Linked DNA regions of Mus musculus: all the other regions are linked to region 2. Evidence: chromatin loops called from intact Hi-C (ENCODE). Cell type or tissue: heart. All regions are shown on one strand.

The links. Peaks named below come from ENCODE experiments on the same cell type or tissue, not always from the same donor. Only the 100,000 strongest peaks of a DNase experiment are listed, where the experiment ranks them.
Region 1: a loop joins it to region 2, with 2.6 times the contacts of the local background. A loop is called at or near these places in 7 of 42 quality-filtered maps.
Region 3: a loop joins it to region 2, with 8 times the contacts of the local background. A loop is called at or near these places in 5 of 42 quality-filtered maps.
Region 4: a loop joins it to region 2, with 18 times the contacts of the local background. A loop is called at or near these places in 11 of 42 quality-filtered maps.
Region 5: it touches region 2 in a loop (6-fold over the local background); 2 of 42 quality-filtered maps call a loop at or near these places.

Annotation. Positions count from the first base shown.
Region 1 is chr17:32,785,626-32,790,625 of GRCm38, reverse strand. It overlaps Zfp871 (zinc finger protein 871), which reads left to right and starts at 2,339. Exons shown (of 4, transcript NM_172458.3): 1 at 2,339-2,488. The coding sequence starts at 2,486. Gm17115 (predicted gene 17115) reads right to left here and starts at 2,232. Exons shown (of 2, transcript NR_168031.1): 1 at 1,553-2,232; 2 at 187-1,239. In heart, no CTCF peak of the experiment used is centred here; a DNase peak (open chromatin) is centred at 2,305; H3K4me3 peaks cover 2,662 bases; H3K27ac peaks cover 1,708 bases.
Region 2 is chr17:32,948,688-32,953,687 of GRCm38, reverse strand. It overlaps the pseudogene Cyp4f41-ps. Among named protein-coding and RNA genes, the nearest start is that of Cyp4f13, 3.8 kb to the right of the region's middle. In heart, a CTCF peak has its summit at 2,031 (motif pointing right); a DNase peak (open chromatin) is centred at 2,037; H3K4me3 peaks cover 386 bases.
Region 3 is chr17:32,526,659-32,531,658 of GRCm38, reverse strand. It overlaps Cyp4f17 (cytochrome P450, family 4, subfamily f, polypeptide 17), which reads right to left. Exons shown (of 13, transcript NM_001101445.2): 10 at 3,685-3,818; 11 at 3,548-3,612; 12 at 3,301-3,383; 13 at 1,501-2,942. The coding sequence ends at 2,765. Among named protein-coding and RNA genes, the nearest start is that of Cyp4f16, 7.4 kb to the left of the region's middle. In heart, a CTCF peak has its summit at 2,707 (motif pointing left); DNase peaks (open chromatin) are centred at 2,708 and 3,568; H3K4me3 peaks cover 922 bases; H3K27ac peaks cover 670 bases.
Region 4 is chr17:32,633,311-32,638,310 of GRCm38, reverse strand. It overlaps Cyp4f37 (cytochrome P450, family 4, subfamily f, polypeptide 37), which reads right to left. Exons shown (of 13, transcript NM_001100187.1): 10 at 3,999-4,132; 11 at 3,818-3,882; 12 at 3,571-3,653; 13 at 2,127-3,335. The coding sequence ends at 3,092. Among named protein-coding and RNA genes, the nearest start is that of Cyp4f37, 14 kb to the right of the region's middle. In heart, a CTCF peak has its summit at 3,064 (motif pointing left); a DNase peak (open chromatin) is centred at 3,090; H3K4me3 peaks cover 922 bases; H3K27ac peaks cover 540 bases.
Region 5 is chr17:32,549,242-32,554,241 of GRCm38, reverse strand. It overlaps Cyp4f16 (cytochrome P450, family 4, subfamily f, polypeptide 16), which reads right to left. Exons shown (of 13, transcript NM_024442.2): 10 at 3,856-3,989; 11 at 3,675-3,739; 12 at 3,428-3,510; 13 at 2,444-3,186. The coding sequence ends at 3,009. Among named protein-coding and RNA genes, the nearest start is that of Gm41570, 12 kb to the left of the region's middle. In heart, a CTCF peak has its summit at 2,933 (motif pointing left); a DNase peak (open chromatin) is centred at 2,981; H3K4me3 peaks cover 870 bases; H3K27ac peaks cover 428 bases.

The sequences.
Region 1 (5,000 bases), 160 kb after region 2:
TTTCTTTCTTTTTTTTTTTTTGAGACAGGGTTTCTCTATATAACCCTGGCTGTCCCGGAACTCACTTTGTAGACCAGGCTGGCCTTGAACTCAGAAATCTGCCTGCCTCTGCCTCCCGAGTGCTGGGATTAAAGGCATGTGCCACCACGTCCGGCTGCGTTTTCTTGATTTGAATGTTTATTATAGTTTTCCAATAAAGCTTCTTTATTTGAGGTTAAATCACCGGTTATTGTTGTTGTTGTTTTTTAAATCATATTGCTCTTTGAAATGGAACTGATTGCAATTTTCAGGTTGTAGTAGGGATGAAGTTTTGGTTAATTCTGCTGCATAATGTTTGGCCCACCAGGTTAACAGGGAAATAGTGTCTGTAATAGTCACTATCCACAGCTAGGCTCATTGTAAAGTGCATTTAAACCCACAAAGTACCATGCCTCAAATACCAATCACTTTAGAAAATAGAGGAACAGTATGACTCTGTTTTGAACAAGTGTATCAACAACATTAGTTACGAGTAGAAAGGAAAAGAAACATAAAGGTGGTCCTGAAGTAGGAGGCATTGAGCTGAGGCGGGTGCAAAGAAGAATCTGAAAGGGGACCAATGATGATGTCCTAGCAGTGTAGACACAGAGATGTCAAGTATACGCGCACCGAACGTTGAAGTAAGTCAATTTGAAGTTGGCTGAATGTCCTGGGCAGGAGAAACCACACTGGAGATGGAGTCCAAGGACTGACTCAGTTCTTCCCGTGTTGATGACAAACAGTAGGCAAGGAAAAAGTAACTACAAGGGGACAGTAGTGACATGAGGGTGCAGAGGAGGGAAGCTTGTTTAAAAGTACAGAATTGCAAGCAGATAACCTAAAGCCGTCCCAGCCATTAGCAGCAGGCTGAGACCAGAGACCCTGAAAACCAGGCCAGCCTGTGTTCCTTGGGGAAATCTCTGAAAGGGAAAATAATACAGAAACGATAGGGAAAGGAACTAGAGAGAAAAGAGGTAAAAATGGAAAGCAGAGAAGGACACAGTCTGCTAATTTGTCAGTAAATATTAAATATTTTTTATAAATGTGAAGAAGAGAGAACTGGGTGGGAGTCTGAAGAGTTGGGGGCTGGAACGCTGGCTTCGTGGTTTAGAGTGCATATTGTTTTTGTAAAGTACCCAAATTCTGTACCAGGACCCACGTTCTGCAGTTTATAAGTCCATCTCCGCGGATTCAGTGCCCTCTTCTGGCCTCCATGGGCATCTGTTCTTGCGTGACATGCACACAGACACACAAACATATTTTTAAAAAAATAATAAATTCTTAAACAAAATCTGTAAATGCCATCTAGTCATCTTGCTGGCTGCGCCTCAAGTCTTTTTAGCTTTCCTATTTTCGCTCCTGTCTTCTAAAATATCACTTAAAATACCTGTCTGCAGGTTCCCTGACATTGTTCCAAGCTTGCACCTTCTTCACCTTCTTCACAGCAGGAATCTATTATCTGTCTACTGCTTCCCACCCCCACCCCCCCACCCCCGGCCTCTTATAACGCTTTCAGCACCCAGAGCAGGCTTACAATTCCAATCTTCTCTCTTCAAGGCTTCCTTTCTGATTTCTACCATTCCTCTGTGAACTTAGTTCTACCTCCGCAGTCAGGCTGGTTCTCCTGATTGCAGGAATGTCTGCCCTGGAAGTCATCTGTGGAGTATTCCAGGTTTATGTGTTCAGAGTCCTGGAGCTCCGCTGCGACCTGCGCAAACTTCCACTTACTGAAGAATCTTTGGAATGCTTCGAATCTTAAGAATGGTTCTGTGTCCTTCCATTCCCAAAATGTTTTGCTCTAGAAGTGACTTTGTGAGGGCAATAGTGGCGAGGTGGGTTCAAGAGAGAATTTGAAAAGAGTAAGCAGAATGGGTAAATCCCCAGCCACAGAGACCTTGGTGACAACCATCGATCACAAAATGAGAGAGAATATTAGAAGCGCAGCCAAATAGGCATAATTCACATCATTCTTTTCAATGCCATTTCTCACTCACGCAAATAGAATTTAGCCGACATCTTTGCTTTGTTAAAGAATAGACTTCTACGTATGTTTAAATCCATGTAAAATATAAAGTATTCATCCCCTTCACACGTAACGCCAGAAGTAGAGTTTGGGAATCCCACCTCCAGTTTAGACCCCAAGTATCAAGCCTTACGTTCGGATTAGAGGTTTGGCGCCACAGTACACTCGAGAGGATGCTTTTTCTGTCATTTAAGCATTGGGAGGCGTGCACGTGACTCACTGGCCAGTAAGAAAAGTTGCTTGGCTGCATAAACTGTCCAATGAGATTTTCAGATGTTGAGAGAGGGCGGGCACAGAAGCGGAGGATGCCACTTCCCGTCCAGCCATTTTAGGCGTTTGTGTCTTCTGTGGAGAGAGACCCGCAGGTTGTTTTCCCCAGTGTCTGTGTTCCATCCACTTACTGCAAGAGCTGCCGGAGAACAGCAGGACACCCGGTGATTGGAAATGGTACGTGCGGCCAGGCGTCCCGGCTGCGGGGAGGGCGCCGCTAGAAGCGGAGGCGGCAGTGGGGACGCGGCCTTCCAGGGCAGCTGAGTCTGCATCTCATCTGCTCTGCTGGGCCGCGCTGCCCGGGTCCCTCTGGGTGGAGCTGGGCCATCAGGCAGAGCTGCGGTCCTGTCCTTTGCTAAGAGCTCAGTGCTGCGGCCATGGCCTCCCTAGGCATCCGGGCACCCGCAGCGACGCGGCTCCGCAGCCTGGGCGGTGGCGGCAGCGTCGCGGTGAGACACGGGACCCTGGAATTCGTGTGTGTGTGTGTGTGTGTGTGTGTGTGTTGGGGGGCAGGGAAGCCGCAGGGTGTGGTGACCTTGTGTCCTGGGCGTGTTGTCATAAACAGGGGGGACAAGTTTGTGTGTTTCCAATGCCAGAATTTATCGAATAATTAATAATTCACAAGTCATGTGTATTTCGTTAATAATTAATCCAGTAGTCCCGATTTTGCTAACCAGCCATTGGCAATCAACGCGTTTTTATATAACAATCTAATTGCTAACGTTAACTGGAAGATCACACATGAACATTTCACACAAAAACATACAAAATGTGCAGATCACAGAATGACTAAGAGCCAAAGTGGTTGAGTTTAGAGTCTGTCCTGAAGTAGGAGGCATTGAGCTGAGGCGGGTGCAAAGAAGAATCTGAAAGGGGACCAATGATGATGTCCTAGCAGTGTAGACACAGAGATGTCAAGTATACGCGCACCGAACGTTGAAGTAAGTCAATTTGAAGTTGGCTGAATGTCCTGGGCAGGAGAAACCGCACTGGAGATGGAGTCCAAAGGACTGACTCAGTTCTTCCCTGTGGGTAAGTGTGACAGTTGCCTGCCATCCTTTGGGCTTGGGGATGCTCCTTCGTAGTGCCAGGTGAGGGGATTATATGTTGTATACTTTGTGTGGTGTTTCTAATACAATTTGGTATATTTTTAGTTGTTGATATTGTCAGTTTGTCCCTCCTAGTTTTCTAGGAGATAGTGGGCCTTTTTTTTTTTTTTTTTTTTTTGCTTGCGTAAACAAGTTGTACTGCCCTTCCTTTTTCGGGGGAGGGGCTTTGAGTAACTAGTCCAGGTTGTTATTTAATAAAATGGAGTCATTCTAGGCTTGACGTTGTTGGAAAGCAGATATTCCCTACGGTATCACTGAGTGGTCTGCCCTGGCTTCCTCACTCTTGTCACTCACAGATTCAAGGGGAAGCTGTCTTTAAATTCCATGACCTGTGCCTGTAAGTCAGTGAATCTTAGCATTTCTACCTTCTTCTGCTCTTCCTAAACTCACTGGATAGGCGTAGCCATACACATGCGTGCGGCTGGAGTCTGGCTCTGTCATAACGGCTGCTGCCTTCAGATCTTTCTACACATTGACTTTTGTTTTTATATTTTATTTTTTAGTTGTTGTGTATATGTGTGGTGTGTGTGTGTGTGTGTGTGTGTGTGTGTGTTTCCTGCATGCTCCAGCTTGCATGTTTAGAGGTCAGAGAAAGAAGAATGCAGTGACTAATCTCTCCTTTACATGGGTTCCCAGGATTGAACTCAGGACATTATACTTCTGCAGCCAAATGTCTTCACCTGCTGAGTCATTTTTCCGTTCCCTACACATTATTTTAAAAGGCAGAGCCCTGATAGAGGTAGGCCTTACTGGATGTGAGCGCAATCTTGGGTTAGAAAACCCTAAATGTTAGGTTATAAAGTGCCCAATGGTTACCCTGAACAGGGCCTTCCTAACTCTTAGGGAAGACAGGAGTACGCAAGTATACACAGTAGTTACCAGAAGGCCCTAGAGCCTGGAGTGGTTTATTAAGGTGGCATACACTCTCAGTTTTTTCCTTATATAAGCTGGCTGCTTTGTCTAGGCCATCACCAGCTCCTGGCATCCACCTGGAATATACATTATATATATACATTACACACATACACACATATATACATTATATATATATATATATATATATATACACACACATTTTATTTTATATGGACTCAGTGGGGTGGTACCCCACTCATCTTGTTACTGTGAGTGGCTGCAGAGAGAATAGAATGTTAGAATCCAGCAAACGCTTAGGAAGTAACATGTCTAGCGCCTTCCCCCTCACAGATACTGACAACCACCTTACTAAGAGATTGTCAGAATTGCTAGCTAATAGACTTCCAGGTGCCAGGATTTTCCACCCAGAGAAGTCAGTTTACATTAGTGGGTACTAGTGGCCACACCCCCTTCTCCCCACCCTCTTCACTCCCCTGCCTCCTGCCAGGTAACCTGAGAGCCTGCTCCTAGTCTGGCTCCTGCTCTGAAACTAATTCCATCCCCAGGAAGCTGTAAGAGCACCTCTTCCAGGCAGATCCACATTCATTCCGTTCTTTAGAACTAAGGCCACTGCTGCCTGCCTGCCTGCTTCACAGAATCTCAGTCTCAGAACATTTCAGACATCTTACAGAATAAGGGCCGAGATAATGATCACCTGGGAAACA
Region 2 (5,000 bases):
AAAAGCAGAAGCAGATAATTGTAAGGGCTTACAAAACTATTTAAATAAATAGATGCTGTCCATACTTCAGGGTGGAATGACCTATTTTTACAATTTACAGGTGTAAATTTGTTGGGCTTGGTGGCCCATGCCTTTAATCCTAGAACTTGGGAGGCAGGTCTCTGAGTTTGAAGCCATCTTGGTATCAAGTTTCAGAACAGCCAGAGCTACACAGAGAAATCTTGTCTTGAAAAAAGAAAAAAAAAGAAAGAAAAAACAAAAACAAGAGCAACAACAAAAGACATAAAATTCTTCTATAGTAACAAATTCAACTCAACCTAATAAAATTCTGCTTAGGCTATGTTTTAGGACCTGACAATGGTTCTTTCTTTTCAGCCCTGGGTCAGACACAGCCTTGTGCACTGAGGCAAGTTTCCCACCACTGAGCTGTGTCCCAAACCCTACAAAACTCACTCTGTGACAAAGAATTAAAACTTATTAAAGACACATTATTTTTAAGATAGGAAACGGATGGTGAGATGGCTCAGTGGGTAGGGATGCTTGGACCAAGCCTAATGTTCTGAGTTCAACCCCATTGTAGAAGGAAATAGATAACCTATTGAACTTGTCCTCTCACCTCCACACTCAAGCCAAGGGATGGATATATGCATGGGCACATGCCAATCAATCAATCAATCAATCAATCACCCAATCAATCAATAAAATGGAGACTCAATATACTAGTTGTTAAAACTTATTACAAAAGTATAGTAATAAAAATACTTTTAAAAACTTGGTTATTATTAAACAAGAACAGGAAAAGAACCTTTAAGCCCAGTCCTCGGGAGGTAGAGGTGGTAGTACGTCTTACCCAGTCGTGAGGCTGAGTGGGCTTTTGGGTTTGCTCTTGAGGAATTGTGTGCTGTGTCCCTTAAGAACGACCTGACTCAGCTGCCCTTCCTGACCATGAGCATGAAGGAGAGTCTGAGGCTACATCCACCAGGCTCTATGATCTCCCTCTGCTGCATCCAGGACATTCTCCTTCTGGATGACCTGGTCATCTCCAGCATTGGTGGGCTTAGGGTTCTGGGTAGAAGGAAGGTCACTAGTGGCAGAACTAACCTTGGACTGACTGTAGTACCCACCCAACAGGGCACGTCTGTTACCAGCATCTTCAGGAGTCATCACAATCCTTCAGTCTGGCCAGACCCTGAGGTGTAAACCCCTCCTTTCATAACTAGGATTTGGGAACCTGGCAAGATCAGGATAGAGAGGAGGTCCGGACACTGGAAACCTAACGCCTGTCTTCCACCTCTGCCCTTTCCGGGGTGTGTACTAACTGGGTTTGCTGAGAAACCCAAACCATCTGTCGCTCTTGCTCTCTCCCAGTCTTGCCTCTCTCCCAGGTCTCCCTTTCTCTCTGACCCAGAAAACCCGGAGAAGTAGGTCACCACTGATTTCTGTTCCCTTCTCGGCAGGGTAAGGGTGGGACTCCAGAGGGCTTGTGGTGTCAGGCTGTTGTCTGGGGCTGCTGGAGAGGACAGGCAATGGTTGGGATGGTCGGGGTTCCAGATCGCCTTCCTGCCCTCTGCCCAGGTAAAGGTTTAGAGAGTCAGGATTGAAAGGGTGGACAGATTAGCTCTGTTCTCCTTCTGCTAAGTATTGTGGGCTTAAGTCTGAGTTAGGGTCAAGGGTATGTAGATGTCAAAATCGAGTCCCGGGTAAGCCTTCGGTGGGATCAATCAGGTTGCATGGCTGGGTCCTGACATAGTCAGAGTCCCCACCCTGTCCTCCCGCAGGAATTGCATAGGACTGACTTTTGGCCATGAGTGCAATGAAGATGATGATGGAGCTGACGCTGACGCTGCTCGCTTCTGCGTCCTGCCAGGTGACAAGGGGCCACGCCGGCTTTCGGCGCTGATGCTGCGGACGGAGGGCGGGCTGTGGCTGCAGGTGGAACTGCTGACTCCACACCGGATTTGGAACCGCTCTACCCACCCATCTCATCAGGATCCCAGAATCAACAGAGCAGTTGCTCATGCTCGAACCTCACCAAGTACCAGCAGGGGGCGCGGTGGAACCAGGCTGGTGCCTTTGAGTCCAAGAGCCTTCCTAGCATCCCTGAGCTATATAGACTATCCTATAAGAACCACAGTAGATGTCTAAACATCTAGCCTAGGCCCGACTGTATGGACCAGGCTGGTCTCAAATTTGCAGCAAACTTCTGCTGAGACCTCACCACCCGAGTGCTGCATTTAGAAGAGTGGGCTACTGTACTTGGCGTGCCCAATCTGAAGGAAATTTTGTAGAAATAAAGGTCAATTTCCCAAGAAAGGAGCCTGGGAGCCGTTGACAATGGTGTTAAATGACGTCGAGGGCTAGTGATGTCCAAGACGAGTAAAACGGCTTCAATTTAACATGACCTCACGCTGGCAGGCTTCCTGTGTGGTGGTGTGTGCTTTCAGGTTCCCACTTACTCCTCGTGGGGCTGGGGAGGTGGCTCAGTGGGGAGACAGGCGGATCCCAGCGCCTCACTGGCCAGCCAGTCTTGTGAAAACAGGAAACTTCAGAGCGTTGAAGCCAACCTGATCTACAGAGCTAATTCTAGGACAGCCAGGGCTACGCAAGGAAATCCTGTCTGAGAAAACTAAAGGGGTAGGAGGTGAAGTGGGGGAACTCCAGTTCAATGAGAGAATCTGTCTGATGAAATAAGGTGAACAGAAATAAAGACACTTGATGTCAACCGCCAGCACGTGTGCTTGCAGAATTTTTTTCATATCAAATCACTTCAGGAATTTGATTTTCTCCCTCCCACTAGGAGGTGATTCAAATGATTAGAGCTGGACACACATCCGTAATTCCAGTATTTGGGGGGACTGACTGGGAAACATGAGTTTGAGACCAGCGGGGGCTGCATAGAAAGTCTGATTCGTTTCTGGGGTACATAGTGTCTTAGAGAAGAGATACCATGACCAAGGCAACTCTTTTTTAAAAAATATTTATTTATTTAATGTATGTGTATACACTATTGCTATCTTTAGACACACCAGAAGAGGGCATCAGATCCCATTACAGATGATAGTTAGCCACCATGTGGTTGCTGGGATTTGAACTCAGAACCTTTGAAAGAGCAGTCAGTGCTCTTAACCACTGAGCCACCTCTCCAGCCCCCAAGGCAACTCTTATAAAGGACAACATTTAATTAGGGCTGGCTTGCATTTTTGGAGGTTCAGTCCATTATCTTCAAGGCAGGAGCATGGTAGTGTCCCAGGCAGGCATGAATAGGAGAAGCTAAGAGGTCTATATCTTGAGCGAAGGCCACAAGAAGACTGACTTCTAGGCAGCTAGGAGGAGGGTCTCAAAGCCCACGCCTACAGTGACACACTTCTTCCAACAAGGCCACACCCACTCCATAAAGGCCACACCTCCTAATAGTGGAACTCCCTGGGCCAAGCATATTCAAACCACCATACATAATGAGATCCTGTCTCAAAAAATTAAAAATAAATAAAATCCAGAGTTTTATATTTTCCTAACTTCAGAACAAAAACATGCTTTATATTCTCTTCGTCTCTCATGTTCTGTTCTCATACAATATCCTTTTTTAAAGATTTTTACTTATTTATTTTATGTATAAGTACACTGTAGCTGTACAGATGGTTGTGAGCCTTCATGTGGTTGTTGGGAATTGAATTTTTAGGACCTCTGCTCTCTCTGGTCTAAAGATAGATTTATTTATTTATTTATTTATTTATTTATTTATTTATTTATTATGTACACTGTAGCTGTCTTCAGATGCAGCAGAAGAGGGCGTCAGATCTCATTATGAGTGGTTGTGAGCAACCATGTGGTTGCTGGGATTTGAACTCAGGACCTTCGGAAGAGCAGTCAGTGCTCTTACCGGCTGAATCATCTCACCAGCCTCATACAGTATCTTTATAAGCCTTTTCGGCAGTGCTGTAGTTTAAACCTAGGCCTTGTGCCCTTGTGCACTCCAGGCAAGTCCTCAATCACTCTGTCACATGCCCCAGCTCTGTAGTTGTTTTTCCTCCAAGTGGGTTGGATGGTGTTTGTATAGCTGTGTATGTATGTTTATGCATGTGGGGGCAGGCAGAGGGCAACCTAGTACACAGATCCTCAGGAGTGGTCTCTACTTCCTTTGATTCAAGCTTGCTTACTGGCTTAGAGCTGGACAATTAAACACAGCTGGCCAGCAAGCTGCAAAGGTCTGCCTGTCCCCACCTCTCCAGTGCTGGTATTGCACATATCCACCATGCAGCCCGGTTCTGGGGATTGAGCTTGGGTCTCCATGAATGCAAGGCAAACAAGCACTTTATTCACATCATGCTCCCCAAACCCTTAAGTGAGATTTTAAATGAGTTTGATTTACTTGTGGTTATGTTGAAGTGGCATCTACCTTTGACTTTGTCCTTTTCAATCCACAGTCGTTCACATCAGAGTATGAGGGGAGCATTACATATCACCAAAGGTTTTGAACCGTGAACAAAATCAAGGGTCAGATGACTTTGGGTTTTAGTCCCCTTGGAATGCTGTAAGTGCAGCTCTTGTATGGGGGGTACACACTTGGTCTTTTGATAGACTTTCAGTGAATCCGTTTGATGATACGCACTTTTACCGGCTGAGACATCTAGCTGGCCCTTAACTTTGAGCATCTTATCCTCCTATCTCCATCTCCTACGTGCTGGGATTGTAGTCATGCACCACTGCCTTAGGGCTTCTATTGCTGCTCCAAAGCACAGTAATCAATAGTGCCACAGGGAGGGAAGGCTTAATGTCAGTTTATAGCTCAGTTCACACTCCATCACTGAGGAAAGTCAGGACAGGAGCTCAAGGCAGGAACTGAAGAGAGGCCACGGAGGCGTGCTGCTCACTAGCTTCCTCAGTCTGCTTTCATGTACACTTGAGGACTCACCTGCCCAGGGATGGCACCAGGCACAGTGGGCTGGGCCCTTCCACATCAGCCATTAATCAAGAAAATGCTCTATGGACTTCCCTACAGG
Region 3 (5,000 bases), 420 kb after region 2:
TGGTGGAGCTAGATGAGGTCAGGTGGTGCAGTGCAGAGTATAGTTTTGTTGTTTAGCCCTTGCCCTAAGTAGAAGCTAGTGGTAGTAAGAGAAGCTGTTGTAAGGGGAGTTGTTGTAAGAGAAGCTGCAAGAAGGATGGAGGAAGAAGAGGCTGCTGGGGAAGAGAGCTGTAGGGGGAAAAGCCCGAAGTAAAGAAGTTGCTGCGTGAACCCGCCTTGGTGTCCATGTCGTTCTTGTCTCCGCCGGAGTGGAGATGACCTGCAACAGAAGTGGAGACTGGAGAATCTCTAGAGGACTAGTTCTCAACCTTCCTAAGGCTGTGGCCCTTTAATACAGTTCTTCATGTTGTGGTCAGACCAATCATAAAATTATTGCTATTACTACTTCATAACTGTAATTTCACTACTGTTATGAATCATAATGTATATATATATATGTGTGTGTTTTCCAATGGTCTTTGGTATCTCACAATCAGGTCACAACCACCCATAGGTTGAGACCTGACTCTATATAACCAAGGGCAGCAGAAACTGAGAGAGCCTGTCTCAAAGCCAGTGGAATAGTGGATATCAATCTAGATTTTCCTCTGACCTTCATGTGCACACATGCACACCTGCACACATGAACAAACACTCTTGGGCATATACAAAGGCTATTAATGAGTTAAATACTTAAAATCACATCAGAACTCTCTGTAGAAATTAATACCCATATTGGAAACTTTTATATGGGAAATAAGAAAATGGGGCTGAGGAATTGACTGAGAGGTTAACAATATGTACTACGTTTGCAGAGGACCCTAGTTTGATTCCCAGCAGGCTCATCATGTGGTTCAAACTGCCCCACCCTCTGGGCACACATAAGAAGGGAGGGATAGAGAAACAGAGAGAGAGAGAGAGAGGAGAGAGAGTCAGAGAGAGAAGAGAGAGATGTTTTGATTCTGTTTCTGTGTAGAATGCTGTCTGACTCTGGAATGTGGCCTAATCTCACTCTCCTTGACTCTATAGAGCATCCATAACTTCTTGGATAGTGAAGTTTACATCATAAAGTAAAATTTCCTTTGCACCCCTACTGAAATACACACTCTTGGCCCCAGCATACATATAAAAGGGAAGACCAATCAGTCCTGTGGAGAGTCTATCTGAAAGGACAGTCCATCATGAGAGTCAGCCATCTTGAAAACTGGTCCCTTCCCTGTGAGATGAGCCACCCTAGATAATAGTGACCAAGAAACCCAGCCCTGCTGAACCTTGCCCAAAGTGCAAATTCCTACATTTATAGGCAACCTCCTACAATTAACAGAGGGGTAGATCACAATATTCCTTAATGCACGGTCAGCAAGAGCATGTAGCTCAGTGGGGGAGGATTTCCCTAACAAGTGCAAGACCCGGGCTTCAAGCAGATTGCTACCAAAAACCCAAAGACATTCTATACATAGAAACAGAACACTAAAAGAATATTTTTAAAAATCATACTTTTTTGCTCCTAAGTAATTTCTCATTTTTTCTTCTTTTAAAGATTTATTTATTTTCTATATATGGGTACACTGTAATTGTCTTCAAACACACTAGAAGAGGGTATCAGATCCCATAAGAGATGGCTGTGAGCCACCCTGTGGTTGCTGGGAATTGAACTCAGGACCTCTGAAAGAGCAGGCAATGCTCTTAACGGATGAGCCATCTCTCCAGCCCATCTAAAGTCATTTCTCACAAGCAAAAATATGTAAAACTCTGGTTTTTAACTTTTGAGACAAGGTCTCTCAATGCTGGTCTCAAATTTTCTATATAGCCCAGACTAGTCTTTAAGTCATGAAAATGTTTCAATGACTTCCTGGTAGGAGGAAGAAAATCAAATCCTAGAACAGTCAGAAAAGTTAAGTGTGTGAGTGTGTGTGTGTGTGTGTGTGTGTGTGTGTGTGTGTGTGTGCTGAGACACATACAGACATGGGGAAGCCAGAGGTTTATGTCAGGTGTCTTCATACTCACATCCACTTTACTTCCTGAGACAGAATCTCTTACTGAACCTGCAGCTCTGATTCAGCAAGTCAGGCTGGCCAGTGAGGCACTGGGATCTGCCTGTCTCTCCATGGAGCCACCCCACCACCACCACCCAGCCCCAAGAGGAGTAAGTGAGAACCTGAAAGGACACCACCACACAGGAAGCCTGCCAGCGTGAGGTCATTTTAAATTGAAGCTGCCTCAGTGGCCTTAGCCATCACAAGCCGTGGACATCATTTAATATCATTTGGAGGGGCTCCCAGGCTTCTCCCCTGGGAAGCTGCCCTTCATTTCTAATAAACAGCCCTTCAGATATGACAGGCACAGTGGCCCATTTCTAATTGCACCGCTCTGGTGGTTAGGACAGAGATTTGCTACAAGTTAAAGGCCAGCCTGCTATATCCACTAAAAGCTGAGACCCTGTCTCAAAAAAAAAAAAAAAAAAAGAAAAAAAAAAAGAAAAAAGAAAACTGCCCCAAATCGGCCAGTAAACGTTGCATTTCTCCTGCTCAAACATCTATAGTGCCTCCTTATCGCCAAAAGAATAAAGGCCGTTCTTGAGCTGGGGTGCATGGAACTCTCATCAGTCTGCAGGCCCTGTGGGCTACCCAGAAAGGCCCTTGGACTCAGACAGCAGCCCCAGTCTCTTCTCAGCCAAGCTTCCAGACAGCCTCTGTTGTCCTGCAGCGCCCTCTGATGGCTCTGGGTGAAACTCCGCTTACTCTGGGATTGGCAGAGGAAAGTGACTGGGACAGTAGTAGATCTGGTCACTGAGTGCCCTTGCTCAGAGGCTCCACCCGCAGCCACAGCCCGCCCTCTGCGCGCAGGATCAGCTCTGGCTTCCGGCGAGGCTCCTTGTCACCTGGCAGGACGCGGAAGCGCAGCAGAGTCAGCGCCAGTGCCACCTTCATCTCCCTCATGGCGAAAGTCTGTCCTATGCAGTTCCTGCGGGAGGACAGGTTGGTGACTCTTACTGCACTGAGACTTAACCAGCCCTCAAGGTTTGAACTTGACCTGGTCCCTGTCTCGCCTCGCCAGCCTGAGGGGCAGAAGGTGCGCTGAAGCTCCTGGGACGCCAAGTGTTGTGTTGCCACTCCCAAAGCTCTCTCAGACTCAGCGCCCAAGACAGATCGGGACAGGGCTCTGAGCACAGGGCCCCCACCTTTCACTTTCCACCCCGGGATTTCTAGATCTTTGCACATACCCTGAGTAGAGGGCAGGAAGGAGTCCCAGAACCTGACCATACCAACTTCCCCTGTCCCAGCTGTCAGCCCCTCAGTCACCGCAAGCCCTCTCACCTCACCTAGGCCCAGCAGAAAAGGGAATAAAAGCCAGAGGAGACCTCTTCTGTGGGTTTTCTGGGTCGAAGCGGAAGGGGTCATAGACCTGCAGGTCAACCAAGACTAGGCTTATGGGTCGCGTCTCTATTCACATGGAGACAGTCCCAGAAAAGATGGACATGGAAACAGAAGAGTGACAGATCTGGTTTTCCAGGTAAGGGCCACACCTCTTCCCCGGGTCCCAGAATTAGAGAGTGGGAGGTGTCGCACCTCAGGGTCTGGCCAGACTTCAGGGTTGTGATGAACCCCGAAGATGCTGATGACACAGTCGGTTCCTTTGGACAAGAAAAAAGTCAGTGCTGCCCCCTTGGGGACCATCAGGAGCCACCTCCCCATACAGTCCACACCTTTAGGGATGACCCGGCCATCTGGAAGCACAACGTCTTGGGTGCAGCAACGGGAAATGACCGTAACTGGGGGGTGCAGCCGCAGACTCTCCTTGATGCACATGGTCAGGAAGGGCAGCTGGGCCAGGTCGTCCCTAAGAAACCACCACGTAATTATCCAGGGTGTAAAAACAAAGTCCTAGCCTGCTAGAATGCTTGTAATTAGAGGGCTAGCACCCATGTTCAATGACCTGAATTCAGTAGCCAGACCACACAAAGTATGAAGAGAGAACCAATTCCTATCCAAGAGTTGTCTTCTAACCTCCACACATGCCATGGACTTCACACACACTCTCGAGCGTGCGTGCGCGCGCGCGCACACACACACACACACACACACACACACACACACGCACATGCACACGCACACATACACACACCTGTAATGCATAAACAGTACTGGCCAGCCTCACTGCCACTTGTTGAAACCCTTACTGCTTCACTGTGATCATGAGTCTAAAAACAAAGTTAATTTAAGATGAATCAAAAATATTTGTTCATTATTTTTATTTGTGTGGGTATGTGTTATGTAAGCCAGAGGTCACCCTTGAGCATCTTTCTCTATCCCTCGACGTTTTCGGTGTTGAGACAGTGTCTCTCACTGAACATGAGAACTGCATATTTTGACTTGACTGGCTGGCCAGCATAATCCCATCTCCTGCTCCCGTGTTCCAGTGCTGGGATAGCCTTTTACATGGAGTCTGAGAACTCAAACTGAAGTCCTCATACTATCAGCAAGTACATTACCCACAGAGCCATCACCCCAGCCATGTTTTATCGATTTTACTTTGCTTTGACATTATGTATCACTATGTAACCTTGGCTAGCACAGAACTCCCTGTAAACCAGGCTGGCCTTGAACTCAGAGCTCCACTTGCCTTTTAAGTCCTATGTGCCACCATGCCTAGATATATTCTGTTTTTGTTTTTGTCAGCAAGGTCTCATGTACCCCATGCTGGCCTTGAACTCCCTGTATAGGCAAGGATGGTTTTGACCTGATCCTTATGCCGCCACCTCATAAGTGCTAAGAGAACAAGAGGGAGCCACAATGCTTAACTCCGAATCAAAGATTAAAGCATTAGAAAACCAAAACAAAAAAATAGTGGAGAAATTAACTTGATATTCATATTTTGGAAATATTTCTTTTTTGAAACCATACTTATTGAAAGATACCATTACCAAAAACAAAGAGGATATCTTTAACTGGTTTTTTTTTTTCATTTATTTAACATGAGAGGCCTTTAAAAATTAAATGGAGGCACTCAAGACTCAGAAGG
Region 4 (5,000 bases), 320 kb after region 2:
AGTTAAGAAATTACCATAGAGATGGATCTTATGAAGGCCCTGCTGGGACAGACTCCCAGACTAGGTGCGTAAGAGGAACTTCCCTAATTATTTCCCTAATTGTTGATTGGCTAAATGAAGATGGCAGAAGCTAATAGTTGGATGAAAGAGAAGACAAGATTTCCGGGCAGGACAGGAAGAGATGACAGGAGAAGACTGGGAGCTGGACCAGGCGGCAGGCCTGCAAGGAGTTGCAAACAGGTAGGTTTCTCAGGGCACCGATAGCTCATGGCCTCTGCAGTTGTGCCTGAGGAGGGCAAGGACGATGGGACAGGATATTCTTTTATCAGCCTTTGAGTTACCTGGTCAGTTTTAAACTACAAAAGTCTTTAGTGTTTTCCTTTCACAGGGCTAAAGGGAGCTGGGTGAGACCGGAGTGGCCATTGTGGCACCAGGCAAGTAGCAAGCAGAGACCAGGAGAGCTAGCATGGGAGCTGAGTAAGACCAGGGTGGTAGTTGGCAGTCCGCAGAGCCAACCGCAGGGTTGGCTGATCGTTGGAGCATGAGTGGTGGCTGTGGTCGAACGCAGGAGGGACTGCGTTGAGCAGCTTGGCAAGGCCAGCTGGAAAAGTGGGCTGCGGTGTGAGAGAGCAATGGCCAGCACCATGGCGGCTAGCCGGACCAAGCATGGGTTTCCTAAGTAGAGCTAGCTGCGGTGTGATCTCAGAGTTAAGTCGTGAGGGGCAAGGGGAAACGTGCTTTATAAAATTACCTGGGAGGAGCAGAGATAAGCCGAGCTATGGGAAGAGGCTCAGAGCAATGGACTACTGGGAAAGGGTACCCTCCAACCTGCTAGGCTGACTGCACCCACACTCCTGTAAGTAACCCCATAAAGCACATTGGTTTGCAAAGTTGGACTTTGGTGGTGTCATTATTTTGATTTGTCATCGTTTCCCTGTCTGGTTTCTTCATATCCTCCCAGGAATTATGTCACAGAGTGTTTACCACTGACCAAAGTGACAATCACACCAAAGTCCAACTCAGTAAATCAGCAATTTTTTATTGGGGTTACTTGCCAGGGTATTGGTGAGGGCTTACAGAAACAGGGGTAGCTCAAAAAAGTCCACCCATCACAAAAGGGCAACAATGCAGGAAAACTTTAACCCTGAGCTCACTCAGTCTCCTCCCGAATAGTTGTTTGTTTCTTCTATAAAACTCGAGAAGGGGCTTCAAGAGTCTGGTGAGCCAAGCAGCAGTGTCCCAAGCCTTTACTAATAGCACTCAGAAGGCAGAGGCAAGTGGGTCTCTGTGAGTTGGAGGTCTACAAGGCAAGTTCCAGGATAAGCAGAGCAACCCTGTCTAGAAACAAACAAACAAGCAAAAACAAATCTGGCTCGGTACATAAGATGCTATTTGCCTACTGGGCCTCATAAACCTTCCCTCTTCCTCCTGGACTGAACGTGTCAAATAGGAGAAAACTGCCTTAGAACATCAGGCAGAACGGGAGGGGAAAGACAGTGATCCTTGCAGGGGCAGAATGTTAGAGACCACTCCAACCTCCATCTACCTAGCCTCGCTGCCACCTCTGTCCTGTCATCAAGGGCATCAGGTGTCAGGTCTTAGAACTTTCAGAAAAGAGGTATGTGTTCCTCCTGGAATCCCGCAGCAGTTCATTATACTAAACCTGGGAAAACTAGTATTTTCAAAGCCTGCTGTTCCCAAACTGTCCTGCAAAGGGAGCATTCTCCATGGTCAGGAGACCAACAGATGACTGTAGCCAGTCAGAAACAGGCCTAGCTGTGTTTTTAAGAATTACACAGGCATCTGTTGTGATCTGTGGAATGCAAAGACCTACACTTCCCCACCCCCTGCAGCCATCCGTTGTCACGATCCTAGGCAGAAGCAAAGGGAAAGGGAGAATATCTGCACAGGGTCCCCAAGACTTATTTGCTTCAGAGGGACAAAGGACAGGAAATAGGAAACAAAGACAAGGGGTAAAGGACAGGGGAGAAGGGGTGGGAAACACAAGAGATGGGAGAAGGTTGTTTGTCCCAGAATGGGACAAAGGACTTCTGGATAGAGAGGAGACCAATGTAGCCCATAGGCAAATGGCAGTTTATAAAGGTAAATTAAGAAACCAGGTATTAGGATGGAGTGTTTAATTAGACATGCTAATTAGAGGAAACAAAGAGGGCTTTTGATTGCTGTACTTCAATAGTGTGATAGCTGCACTTTGGTAGTCAGCCTCAAGAGGAGGAAGTGACCAAGTAAGGGAATAGATCTTGGTGGCTCGCTTTAGGAATGTAGTCTAACAGTTTAGCAAGGCGGAGGGAGTGGGGGAAGGCAAGGCCTGCCAGGACTTTCTATGTATTCCAAGATAGTCTCCAACTCACGATCCCCCTGTCACAGGGACTGGATCTCAGGGTTGAGTCACAGCGTCCACCTGACACTGTTTTTAATGGGTTCGTGAGAGGGTGAAGGGATCAAAGCCCAGAGGTGCTACTAGAAAGGAAAATTAGAAGATTCCTGTGAACTAAGTGGGAGTCTCAGTGAACACGACCCAGGACATAAGTTAATGAAGGATTCTGGGACTTTGTTTACTTTAAGATGCCTTAGGACCTTGGGAATCACAAGCCCAGAATGTCATTTAACATCCTTCTCAAAGGTGCCAAGACAGACCTTTCTGAGAAACCATTTTAGTCAAACTTTATAAACAACCCCACCCCCACCCCCCAGGGGTACTGTGGCAGCCCACTGCTGTAAGTGCAGCTCTAAGAAGCCAAAACACTGGAAGAGCGCTTCAAATATAACGAAGAGGAAGAGAAGGCAGAAGAAAGTGGAAAGAGTGCGATTAGGCTTTGTTTCAGTGACTAAAGAGTGCCAAGCATGCCAGAAACTCGACTCCCTCTCCTAATCTGCTCCAAAATCTACAGTGACTTTAACAGGATGAAGTCCAAGCTTCGACTGGAAAAGAACTCTCAGCGTGAAAGCCTTGCTGGGCTAAATCAGCAAACAGGTACTTTGCCTCAAAGACACCAACCCATTCTCTTCAGAGACCACGGCTGATTCTGTGGCCCTCTAGCGCCCCCTGCTGGCGTTCTGTGGAGCCAAGCTAATTCTGAGAACCGGAGAGAACAATTGGAGGGTGGGGTAAAGAAGCCTCAAGGTCAGGTTTGGAGTCCTTCAGCACTGTGCTCAGCGGCTCCACCCGCAGCCACAACCCGCCCTCCGCCCGCAGGATTATCTCTGGCTTCCGGCGCGGCTCCTTGTCATCCGGCAGGATGCGGAAGCGCAGCAGAGTCAACGCCAGTGCCACCATCATCTCATTCATAGCGAAAGTCTGTCCTATGCAGTTCCTGCGGAGTGACAGGATGGGGACTCTGACTGAGCTCTGCCTAGAAAGGAGCTCCTGGACCCAACCTGACCCAGTCCTGGTCAGCCCTTCAACTTCCAACCCTGGGTTCTGCAGACTTTTGCACATTCTCTGAGCAGAGGGTGGTAAGGAGAACTAGAACCCAACCATCCCAGCTCCACCCTATTCCCACTGTCAGCCCCAGAATCCACCCATCACCACAAGCCATCTGGTCTCACCTGGGCCCGGCAGAAAAGGGAATAAAAGCCAGAGGAGGCCTCTTGTGTGCGTTTTCTGGGTCAAAGCGGAAGGGGTCATAGACCTGAGGGGAGGGGCAAGATGAGGCTTTCTAGGTTGCTTCTTTGCGCACACCCAGCCAGCCCCCCAAAAGTAGACATAGAGACAGGGGTGACAGCTTCTTGTTTCCAGGTTGGGGCTACATCCCCTTCCCATGTCCCTCCCAGCAATGCCTGGAGGAGCCCCCACCTCAGGGTCTGGCCAGACTGATGGATTGTGATGAATACCAAAGATGCTGATGACACAGATGTTCCCTGTTGGGTAGGAGGATCCAGTCAGTACTAGCCAGGTCCAAGCTGCCCCTAGAGACCATCACCCTACTCAGATGCTTCCCATCTGCTCCTCCCTTCGCCCTTGACTTTCAGGACACCTTTAGGGATGACCCGGCCATCAGGTAGCACAATGTCCCGGGTGCAGCGGCGGAGGAGATCTATGACTGGGGGATGCAGCCGCAGACTCTCCTTGATGCACATGGTCAGGAAGGGTAGCTGGGCCAGGTCGTCCCTAAGGAACACAGCGCACAATTATTCAGGAGCAAAACAAAGTCTAAGCTCAGCCTCATCAGCCTCTGGTTGGATTAACCACTCGCCTCTCATGCTTAGTCATGGAACAAATTATATTCTAGATGAATCAAGGATGCTTGCCAGTTCCTTTGTGTGTTTGTGTCTAACTACTAAGAACAACCTTGAACTCCTGTATTTGTCATTCCACTTCCCAAGTTTTGATGCCATAGGGGTCAACTAAGATCTAGGTCCTTAGATCAAAGATTAACACTACTCTCCCCTGAAATCTCAAAAACATGGGAAGGGGGAAGCAAATGTCCCCCACTAACTGCACCCCACTTAACAACTTTATTCTAGTTAGAAGAATGAATATCTAGTGAAGTTAAAGCTGGCACTGAAAAGTGGTTTTAAAAATAAAAGATGGAGATGTCCCTCAACAGAGGAATGGATACAGAAAATGTGGTTGGTACATTTACACAATGGAGTATTACTCAGCTATTAACAACAATGAATTTATGAAATTCTTGGGCAAATGGATATATCTGGAGGATATCATCCTTAGTGAGATAACCCAATCACAAAAGAAGTCACTATATATGCACTCACTGATAAGTGGATATTAGCCCAGAAACTTAGAATACCCACGATACAATTTGCAAAACACAAGAAAATCAAGAAGGAAGACCAACATGTGGATACTTCATTCCTCCTTAGAACAGGGAACAAAATACCCATGAAAGGAGTTACAGAGACAAAGTTTAGAGCTAAGATGAAAGGATAGACTATACAGAAACTATCCCACCTGGGGATCTATCCCATGATCAGCCAACAAATTCAGACACTATTGCACATGCCAGCAAGATTTTGAT
Region 5 (5,000 bases), 400 kb after region 2:
GAACAGACACTTTGTCAGGTTCTTAAGACACAATTTTTGTTATAGTTTTTCTAAAATATACGAATTTATCTTACAATTGTTTATTAGCACCACAGTGGCTTTAATAGGTGTTAAAACTTTACTTTGAGGTGAAGAAGGATGATTTTACAACAAAGTTTTCTCTTGCCAAAGATTTGTTGTGGGCACATAAATAAAATAAGCAGGTAATATTTAATTACCATTGATTATAATTGATAACAATTGATCACAGAAGTTTCCTCTGCTTTCTGTGAAACCTTTTTGTTTCTCACCAATAATTTTGAATCTCACTAGATAGCACCTAATAAAGGTTTAAGTTCTCCTGTGGTGACTTTAAGGTGTGGTCTTAGCCAATTAACATCTCCTGGAAGCTTTCAAAAATAAAATTTTGAAGCAAATCAATTTTTTGTTCTTAGATTTTCTGTGCCACGATATTATGATATAACTAAAGCCATAAGTATTAAAAGGATATTGCCACGGAATAGTTTCTGGAGGAACAGCTACTCCCCAGAACTTAAAAGCTCCTTTTGTGAGAGCAAGGATTTAAAGTAAACTTCCCTGAGAGGCATTAGCTAATAACATACTTTTCACTTAGGAAACAATATACACTGAAAGATTCAAACTCTTAGCTTCTGATATTGAGGCAGAGACACTAAGAATTTTTCTTATATAATGTAAAGCTATGTTAGCCATACCTACAGGCAAAATTTTCCAGTAATCACCAGTTCACTAGAAGCAAAACTTTTTACAATTATCAGAGTGCAAAGGAAAAAACAAACTCTTAAATCTATAATGACTTTACATGAAGTAAGCAAGTCAAATCGCAATGTCCTGATAAATTCTACAGCCTGATTGACCCTTTTTATAAACTTAGAATTTAAACTTTATTAGAAAAACATATGGGTAGATCTGCAATAGTGTTCTTTCAGCTAAAGGAAAATTCCCCTGGAGGCAAGGAGAGGCAAGTTTCCAGAGCTTCCTTAGGCACCATTTGCAAGACAAAAGAAAGTCACACAAATGACACAGAAGCTGCTCTGAGCTTAGTTCCTCTTGCTGTGAGGACAGATTTCAGAACTTTTAAGTTTCTATGCAATATTAGACTATAACTACAACCTTGGGAAAGCAAAACCCAATTTCAAAACAATTTATCACCTTAGAATCAACATTAAAACTTCACTACCACATTGTGAGATTTTGCTGCCAATTTATACCTATAAATGCATGACAGTGCAAGCTTTAATGCTTCATTAAAGAGACATTGCTTTAAATCTTAATCCTACTTTCTAGGATAAGAATCACATTAAATATTATCTCAACTAGAAGGATTCTTAGAGGCCTAATTTTTTTTGGCCTGCTTTATGCCACGTGTTTGAAACACTCCTGAGTTGCCAATTTAAAACTAACTATCTAGTAACCAGTGTTACACCTTTTTGATCATACCCAATAACTTATAAGCTAATACTCTACAATGAAGACACCCAGAGCATATAACATCTCTAAGACCAGTAAAAGGCAAATGAAGCAGCTACATTTAGACCAATCAGAGAATTTTAATTTTTCTAGCTATAATTATAAAATAAAAAGCACTTTGTCATTAGCTAAATGCAATAACCACAATTGCAGAGAATTTTCTTAGGAAAAAAAAATATCCATCAGCTTTTTCGCCCCAAAACCAAGAGGCTGCAGACTCCCTTTCTCAAAAAAATAGTTTTTCCAGCAGGAGCCCTCCTATTGTGCCTGATCCTGGCTAAAGTGTATGGCCACTCTCTTGCTAAACGAGCAGATAAAGTTTTAGCCATCTTTATTTTCCAACATGAAACACAGAACATTCAGTCATTCACACAACAAAACGAAACACACATGAATCAACACGTAAACAGACCGGTGCACCAGACATTAGACAACACAAAGAGGGCAGAGAACTGCTGTAGAGCTAGAGAGAATAAAGCAGGGCATCCCCCAAATTCTCTCTGTCTCTGGGAGAGTTCAAAATCCACTTTCCTCCCGCCTGATGTAGTTTCCAACTGCGGCCATCCACCTGTTCCATTGATTTACACCCTTTTATTTCTCTCGCCTACAAAGCAGCTTCTGAAAGCTGCGGCTGACTGCCTGCTGCTTTCCTAGATCCTGATATCACTGCTGAACCTAAGCGAATCCAGCAAGCATGTCAGCACGCTGTTCCAGCTTGGACAGTACAGCACCCTTAGCAACGGGCCCCAGTACAAATATCCTATCTGCAGAGCTCAATGCCAGCAGTGTTTCCTCCAATGTCTTCTGCAATTCCCAGGTCCTGCGTTGGTACACTAAATTGTTGCAAGCCAGCCAGCGGCTCACATGTCCAGGTTCGAGCCTGGGAGGCAACCGGGAGCTGAAAGAAAAGAGGGAACCTAGGCAAGTTGAGAAATAATGGAACCAAGACATGCTAGTCTGTTCAAGGTTCAAATGTTTAATGGAGAATGCGCTTATAAAAAGGAGGGGAAGCCCATTCCCACCAATTCAATTTGGAGCCTGGAGCCAGCTGCAGGCATAGTCTCCTGAATAGCTCTGGGGCCTCTCAGCACCGTAGCAGTATCTTGAAGAGGAACAGGGAAAATGGCTGAACACTAGAGTAATCTAGGGAGGAAGGCTACACCCTAGGTAATCTCCTTAGTGTCAGCAAAGTCAAGGTCTGGCTCAGCCTGCTTCAGACTTGTGGGAGGTTACATGCCAGTAAACCTTGTAACTCTCCTGCTCAAACATCTATGGTGCCTCCCTATCGCTAAAAGAATAAAGGCCGTTCTTGAGCTGGGGTGCATGCAACTCTTCATCAGTCTGCAGGCCCTGTGGGCTACCCAGAAAGGCCCTTGGACTCAGAAAGCAGCCCCAGACTTTTCTCAGCCAGGCTTCCAGACAGTCTCTGTTATCCTGCAGCGCCCTCTGATGGCTCTGGGTGAAACTCCGCTTATTCTGGGATTGGCAAAGGAAAGTGACTGAGACAGTAGTAGACCTGGTCACTGAGCGCCCTTGCTCAGAGGCTCCACCCGCAGCCACAACCCGCCCTCCGCCCGCAGGATTATCTCTGGCTTCCGGCGCGGCTCCTTGTCATCAGGCAGGATGCGGAAGCGCAGCAGAGTCAGCGCCAGTGCCACCTTCATCTCGCTCATGGCGAAAGTCTGTCCTATGCAGTTCCTGCAGAGGGGCAGGATGGGGACTCTGTGCAGTGCCTAGACAGGAGCTCCTGGACCCAACCTGATCCAGTCCTGGCCGCACCTGGTCAGCCCTTCAACTTCCAACCCTGGGTTCTGCAGACTTTTGTGCATACTCTGAGCAGAGGGTGGTAAGGAGAACTAGAACCCAACCATCCCAGCTCCACCCTATTCCCACTGTCAGCCCCAGAATCTACCCATCACCACAAGCCATCTGGTCTCACCTGGGCCCGGCAGAAAAGGGAATAAAAGCCAGAGGGGACCTCTTCTGTGGGTTTTCTGGGTCAAAGCGGAAGGGGTCATAGACCTGAGGGGAGGGGCAAGATGAGGCTTCTAGTTTGCTTCTTTGCCCATACCCAGCCAGCCCCCCAAAAAGTAGACATGAAGACAGGGGTGACAGCTTCTTGTTTCCAGGTTGGGGCTACATCCCCTTCCCATGTCCCTCCCAGCAATGCCTGGAGGAGCCCCCACCTCAGGGTCTGGCCAGACTGATGGATTGTGATGAATACCAAAGATGCTGATGACACAGATGTTCCCTGTTGGGTAGGAGGATCCAGTCAGTACTAGCCAGGTCCAAGCTGCCCCTAGGGACCGTCACCCTACTCAGATGCTTCCCATCTGCTCCTCCCTTCGCCCTTGACTTTCAGGACACCTTTAGGGATGACCCGGCCATCAGGTAGCACAATGTCCCGGGTGCAGCGGCGGAGGAGGTCTATGACTGGGGAATGTAGCCGCAGACTCTCCTTGATGCACATGGTCAGGAAGGGTAGCTGGGCCAGGTCGTCCCTAAGGAACACAGCGCACAATTATTCAGGAGCAAAACAAAGTCTAAGCTCAGCCTCATCAGCCTCTGGTTGGATTAACCACTCGCCTCTCATGCTTAGTCATGGAACAAATTATATTCTAGATGAATCAAGGATGCTTGCCAGTTCTTTTGTGTGTTTGTGTCTACTACTAAGAATAACCTTGAATTCCTGTATTTATCATTCTACTTCCCAAGTTTTGAAGCCACAGGGGTCAACTAAGATCTAGGGCCTTGGATCTAAGATTAACACTACTCTCCCCCGAAATCTCAAAAACATGGGAAGGGGGAAGCTTAACCTGAAATATTTCTACTTAAAGCCTACAGCTCCAAAAATATCCTAAACTTGATAATTTTTCTGTGCACAAGCTTAAAAATGTTTATGCAATGAGCTGGATGTAGTGGTACTCAGGAAAATGGAGGGTGGAAATTCCACATTAAATAGCCAAGCTAGGCTACAGGAGACATTTCATCAAAACTCAATCATGTAACGAAGGTTTTCTTTTAAAGTAAGAAATAAAAATCCTTAAAGACCTATACAGTTATTTAAATGAATATATGTACTCAGTAGCAGAGTGGCAGGCAATGAGGAATGGCCCATCATTACAGGGGTGTCAGTTCTATCCTGTTCTGTCCTGTAATGTGTTGTTTGTTTGTTTGTTTGTTTGTTTGTTTGTTTGTTTGTTTTGACACAAGGTTTCTCAGTGGAGTCATAGATGTCATAGAATTTACTCTATTGATGAGGCTAGCCTTGAACTCTGAAATCTGCCTGCTTCTGCCTCCAGAGTGCTGTAATTAAAGGCGTGCACCTACACCACCTGGCTAGTCCTTTCTATAGTAACAATTTTCAATACTATCAAATAAACTTTTAGCTGAGTTTTCTTATCGATTTAAAATGCATTTTTTATATTTCCATACATGCATGTAATGTATACTAATTATACTCAACCTATATTACTTATCTCTCATTCCTCTCCTACACCAGCTGAAACCCC